Regions from separate parts of the Homo sapiens genome. Here region 2 is linked to region 1. Evidence: read pairs that join two places in POLR2A ChIA-PET (ENCODE). Cell type or tissue: PC-9. All regions are shown on one strand. Links, peaks and the distances in the headings refer to the core of each region. The heading gives the core; the rest is flanking DNA. Region 1 has its middle 4.1 kb from the start of NRN1L. Region 2 overlaps LOC124903703 (a long non-coding RNA gene).

Region 1 (2,882 bases), core at 1-2,500:
TGACCCCCGCGGCCTTCCAAAGTGCTGGGATTGCAGGTGTGAGCCACCATGTTTGGCCTTATTCTTTACTTTCTTTTTTTTTTTTTTTTGAGACAGAGTCTCCCTCAGTCGCCCAGGCTAGAGTGCAATGGCGCGATCTCTGCTCACTGCAAGTTCCGCCTCCCGGGTTCACACCATTCTCCTGCCTCAGCCTTCCGAGTAGCTTGGACTACAGGCGCCCGCCACCACGCCTGGCTAATTTTTTTTGTATTTTTAGTAGACGGGGTTTCACTGTGTTAGCAAGGATGGTCTCGATCTCCTGACCTCATGATCCACCCGCCTCGGCCTCCCAGTGTTGGGATTACAGGCGTGAGCCACCGCGCCCGGCCTATTCTTTACTTTCTAAATTGAAAAACTCAGCCAGGCATAGTGGCTCAATCTTGCAGTATCACCTCCTCTAGGAACTATTCCCTAACCCTGACTACAAGCTGAATCAGAAGGCTCCTCTAGGTCCACACAGCTCCTGGATTCCCTTCTGCCTCAGTACTGATAGCACTAGCTTGTTATTGTCTAGGTACAGGTCAGAATTCCCCACTGTGGATTCCCCAAGGGCAGGAAGTCCTTTTTGTCAGAATCCTCGTTGTGTCTCTAGCATCCAACCTAGGGCTGGATATAAAGGGTGCACTTGTGGGAGGGTGTGGAATGAAAGATAGAACTCCTAAGTCCAGCATGGGTAGTGCTACAGTAAGCAAGAGCTTGGACTGAGAATGACCCCACTGTGGAGGTGTGTCATCTTGGGGTGGCACCTTTACTCTGGGCATACTGCTGGGAAGGATGGTGCTGGGGCTGTATACCCCAGAAGTCTTCCAGAGCTGGTCTTGGATGGCTAGGAGCAGGGGCCTGGCTGTTCTGGCTGGCCGTCAGGGAGATTACCATCCTCCTGCTGTGGCCTACTTTTCCCCTGGTTTTTGCTCTCTAAGTCCCTACTTTTCCATGGAATAGAGCGGGGCTTGGGGAGGGGGGAAAGAATCTGCTCTCTGGCTAGGGGCTTAAGGGCTTTGTGTGTTTTATCCTAGAGCTGGAGGAGAGGGGTGGGCTGATAGCCAAGCTGGCTGGGCCCTGGGCACAGCTGCCCAGGCCAGAGCATCATGGTGATGGTGTTTCTCACATTTGCAGCACCGTGGACAAGGAGTACCTTATTGTTCTGAGAGAGCCTGGGGGATGGATGTCCTGAGCCCAGTCCCCTCTGCATTAATATATCTCTTCACCTAAGGACCTCCCTCCTGCTCTTCTCCAGAGCCCAGACCAGCACATAGTAAGGGTTCAATAAATATTTGTTAATTAATGCGCTGAATGTCTGTAAAACAGGAGTGTTGTGTAGATTTCTGAGTGCCATCAACCCTGGAATTCATATTCCTTTTAACCCTCACAACAACTCTGTAAGGTCAGGATTATGACCCCCCCTTATATTTTATTTTATTTTTTGAGACAAGGTCTCATTCTGTCACTCAGGCTGGAGTGCAGTAACTCAGTCCTGACTCACTGCAGCCTTGACCTCCTGGGCTCAAGCGATTCTCTAGCCTCAGCCTCTTGTGTAGCTAGGACTATAGGTCTGTGCTACTAAACCCAGCTAATTTTATATTTTTGCAGAGACAGGGTCTCATTATGTCACCCTGGCTGGTCTCGAACTCTTGACCTTAAATGATCCTCCTCCCTCAGCCACCCAAAGTGTTGAGATTACAAGCACAGAGCTATCCTCATTATATAGCTAAGAAAAATGAGGCTTATGGGCCGGGCATGGTGGCTCATGCCTGTAACCCCTGCACTTTGGGAGGCCGAGGCGGGTGGATCACCTGAGGTTGGGAGTTCGAGACCAGCCTGACCAACATGGAGAAACCCTGTCTCTACTAAAAATACAAAAAATTAGAATTAGCTGGGTGTGGTGGTGCATGCCTGTAATCTCAGCTACTCAGGAGGCTGAGGCAGGAGAATTGCTTGAACCCAGAAGGCAGAGGTTGCAGTGAGCTGAGATCATGCCATTGCACTCTAGCCTGGGCAACAAGAGTGAAACTCCATCTCAAAAAAAAAAAAAAAAAAAAAGAAAAATAAAAATGAGGCTTATGGCCCAGCGCAGTGGTCCATGCCTGTAATCCCAGCACCTTGGAAGGCTGAGGTGGGAGGATAACTTAAGGCCCTGTCTAAATAAATAGGCCAGGCATGGTGGCTCAGGCCTATAATCCCAGTGCTTTGGGAGGTCGAGGCTGGCGGATCACCTGAGGTTGAGAGTTCGAGACCAGCCTGACCGACATGAAGAAACCCTGTCTCTACTAAAAATACAAAATTAGGCCGGGCACAATAGCTCATGCCTGTAATCCCAGCACTTTGGGAGGCTGAGGCAGGAGAATCGCTTGAACCCAGGAGGCGGAGGTTGCGGTGAGCCGAGATCGTGCAGTTGCACTCCAGCCTGGAAAACAAGAGCGAAACTCCGTCTCAAAATACATAAATAAATAAGCAAGTCAGGCATGGTGGTGCATGCCTGTAGACTCAGCTATTTGGGAGGCCGAGGTGTAGCGGGATTTTAAGGAATCAGAGAGACCAGTGGGGTTCAGGAGGATATTTATTAATTATTTAGGTGCATCGGCCCAGTCAGATTAACATCCAAAGGACTGAGCCCTGAACAAAGAGTTAAGTTACCTTTTAAGCATTTTGTGGGGTGGGGGGAGATCTGTGCAGGGGGAAGCATATTACAGAAGCAAGAAACAAAGACAGTTATTAAATTAATTGAGACATGCATTACATCATTTCTTTTTTTTTTTTTTTTTTTTGAGACAGAGTTTCACTCTTGTTGCCCAGGCTGGAGTGCAATGGCGTGATCTCAGCTCACTGCAACCTCTGCCTCCCGG
Region 2 (2,913 bases), core at 188-2,687, 330 kb before region 1:
CCCCAGCACTTTGGGAGGCTGAGGCGGGCAGATCACAAGGTCAGGAGATCGAGACCATCCTGGCTAACAGGGTGAAACCCCATCTCTACTAAAAATACAAAAACATTAGCTGGGCATGGTGGCACATACCTGTAGTCCCAGCTACTCAGGAGGCTGAGGCAGGAGAATTGCTTGAATCTGGGAGGCGGAAGCTGCAGTGAGTCGAGATCTCGCCACTGCACTCCAGCCTGAGCGACACAGCGAGACTCCACCTCAAAATAAATAAATAAATAAATAGGCCGGCGTGGTGGCTCACGACTGTAATCCCAGCTCTTTGGGAGGCTGAGGTGGGCAGATCACATGAGGTTGGGAATTCCAGATCAGCCTGACTAACATGGAGAAACCCCGTCTCTACTAAAAATACAAAATTAGCCGGGCATGGTGGCGCATGCCTGTAATCCCAGCTACTTGGGAGGCTGAGGCGGGAGAATTGCTTGAACCCGGGAGGTGGAGGTTGTGGTGAGCCAAAATCATGCCATTGTACTCCAGCCTGGGCAACAAGAGCAAAACTCCGTCTCAAAATAAATAAATAAATAAATAAATAAATAAATAAATAAATAAATAAATAAGGCTTTCACAGGGGTCTGAAGAAAGCAGACATTAATAAGGAAAAAAACTCCTACAGTCTAGGCAGGAGATGATATGGAAGGATGAGTCTTTAAAATGTTAGAATAGGCCGGGCTTGGTGGCTCATGCCTGTAATCCCAGCACTTTGGGAGGCCGAGGCAGGCAGATCGTGAGGTCAGGAGATTGAGACCAGCCTGGCCAACATGGTGAAACCCATCTCTACTAAAAATACAAAAATTAGCTGGGCATGGTGGTGCGTGTCTGTAATCCCAGCAATTTGGGAGGTTCAGGCAGGAGAATTGCTTAAACCTGGGAGGCAGAGGTTGCAATGAGCCAAGATTGCACCACTGCACTCCAGGCTGGGCAACAGAGCAAGACTCCATCTTGGGGAAAAAAAAAATTTAAATGTTAGAAGTGGTTAGGCTTGGCAGTTGATGTTGGCAGACAATGAAAGCTTTCCAAATGTCTTTAAAGGTTTAGCATCACTACTCTACACCCTCATCCAATGGTGTAAGATGACTCGCTGTCCCCCAAATACTCTTGTAGACTTTTATGCCTTTGATCATGGCTCTTCACCTTACATGTCTTCGTGTCACTTGTTAATGCTTTGCTAATCCTTTAGACCCAGCTGAAATGAGATACTCCTGGAGTGATTTACTCCTTTAGCTGTGAGCTCATTTCTTTCCACTATAACAGTTATTGCATTAATTTTTTGTGTGTTTGTTTTAACCAGTTTTACTAGTTAAATTTTGAGTCCAAGGGCAGGAAACACATCGTGAGTCATCTTTGAATCTCCAGTGCCTAGAACAGGAAGCTACACACACCAAGTATTCAATAATTACTTGATGAGCTGCATCATGTCTCACACATGTTCTCAACAGGTATAGAGAAAACCAGAGTGTTCACATGTAACTTTAGGCCTTACCCCAAGGAGGGCAGGAAGATTCCCTGCTCATTATGTCTTAGAAAATCAATATGTCTCCCCTTCGTTTGTTGATTATCTTGATTAAAGAGTTTTTAAAAAACATGTAAATGATCATAATTATTGCAAGCTTTACAGGGGTAACAATAGGAGCCAAGGAAGATCTTGGAAATACAACTGTTCTCCTGAGAATCATAGGATAATGATTTCTGGCTGGGTGCAGTGGCTCATGCCTGTAATCCCAGCACTTTGGGAGGCTGAGGTAGGAGGATTGCTTCACACCAGGAGTTCGAGACCAGCCTGGGCAACATAGTAAGACCCCCATCTCTACAAAAAACAAAAAACCTTAGCCAGGTGTGTTGGCACTCGCCTATAGTCCCAGCAACTCAGAATGCTGAGGCAAAGGTTGCAGTGAGCAGAGTTCGCCACTGCACTCCACACCCCAGCCTGGGCAACAGTGGACAATGCGACCCTGTCTCAAAAAAAAAAAAAAAAAAAAAAGCTGCTTTATTTCTTGTCTAATCCTTATGGCTGTATCAAGCACAATGATCATCCCATTTTATTTATTTATTTTTTTGAGACAGAGTCTCCTCTGTCACCCAGGCTGGAGTGCAGTGGCGCGATCTCGGCTCACTGCAACCCCTGCCTTCCAGATTCAAGCAGTTCTCCCGCCTCAGCCTCCTGAGTAGCTGGGATTACAGGCACCCACTATCGTACCTGGCTAATTTTTGTATTTTTGGTCTTGAACTCCTGACCATAGGTGATCCACCTGCCTTGGCCTCCCAAAGTGCTGTGATTACAGGCATGAGCCACCACGCCCAACCTATCATCCCATTTTATAGAAGAGAAATCTATAGTTGAGTTGTTACGAATTCAACAGAGACCACACGGCTAATAAAAAACCAAGACTAGACTTGAATCCCGAACAATCTAATTCTAGCATCCAGAGAGGGTGACATTAAACATTTAAGTTACATAACTAACACTAGTTAATCTAATTAACTGCTCATCAAATATTTCTAGTAATTTGGCTTCCCCGAATGCTCTCCTATAGGGGATCAATATGCCTTTTGCCAGCACGAGGACACTGGTCCACTTGCCCGTTGTTAACAGCACTCTGCTTATCTAGCAAGCGCCTGTGAGCCTGACAAATCCCCGAGGAAGGAATCTGCTCTTAGGGTACAAACCACATTGGGTTTCTGGTCCTGTACGTGAGGCTCAAGGCCAGATCTTTTTTTTTTTTTTTTTTGAGACAGAGTCTCACTCTGTCGCCAGGCTGGAGTGGAGTGGTGCGATCTCTGCTCACTGCAACCTCCGCCTCCCAGGTTCAAGCGATTCTCCTGCCTCAGCCTCCTGAGTAGCTGGGATTACAGGCACACGCCACC

The links. ChIA-PET counts read pairs that join two places held together with the same protein. Peaks named below come from ENCODE experiments on the same cell type or tissue, not always from the same donor. Only the 100,000 strongest peaks of a DNase experiment are listed, where the experiment ranks them.
Region 2: POLR2A ChIA-PET joins it to region 1 with 10 read pairs; 4 of 35 experiments call an interaction of 5 or more read pairs at or near these places.

The regions. Positions count from the first base shown.
Region 1 is chr16:67,887,512-67,890,393 of GRCh38, forward strand. It overlaps a transcript of NRN1L not described here. Among named protein-coding and RNA genes, the nearest start is that of NRN1L, 4.1 kb to the left of the region's middle. In PC-9, for the core only: no CTCF peak of the experiment used is centred there; no DNase peak of the experiment used is centred there.
Region 2 is chr16:67,554,696-67,557,608 of GRCh38, forward strand. The region is part of intron 1 of LOC124903703 (a long non-coding RNA gene); the gene reads right to left. Among named protein-coding and RNA genes, the nearest start is that of CTCF-DT, 6.2 kb to the right of the region's middle. In PC-9, for the core only: no CTCF peak of the experiment used is centred there; a DNase peak (open chromatin) is centred at 1,356; H3K27ac peaks cover 1,204 bases.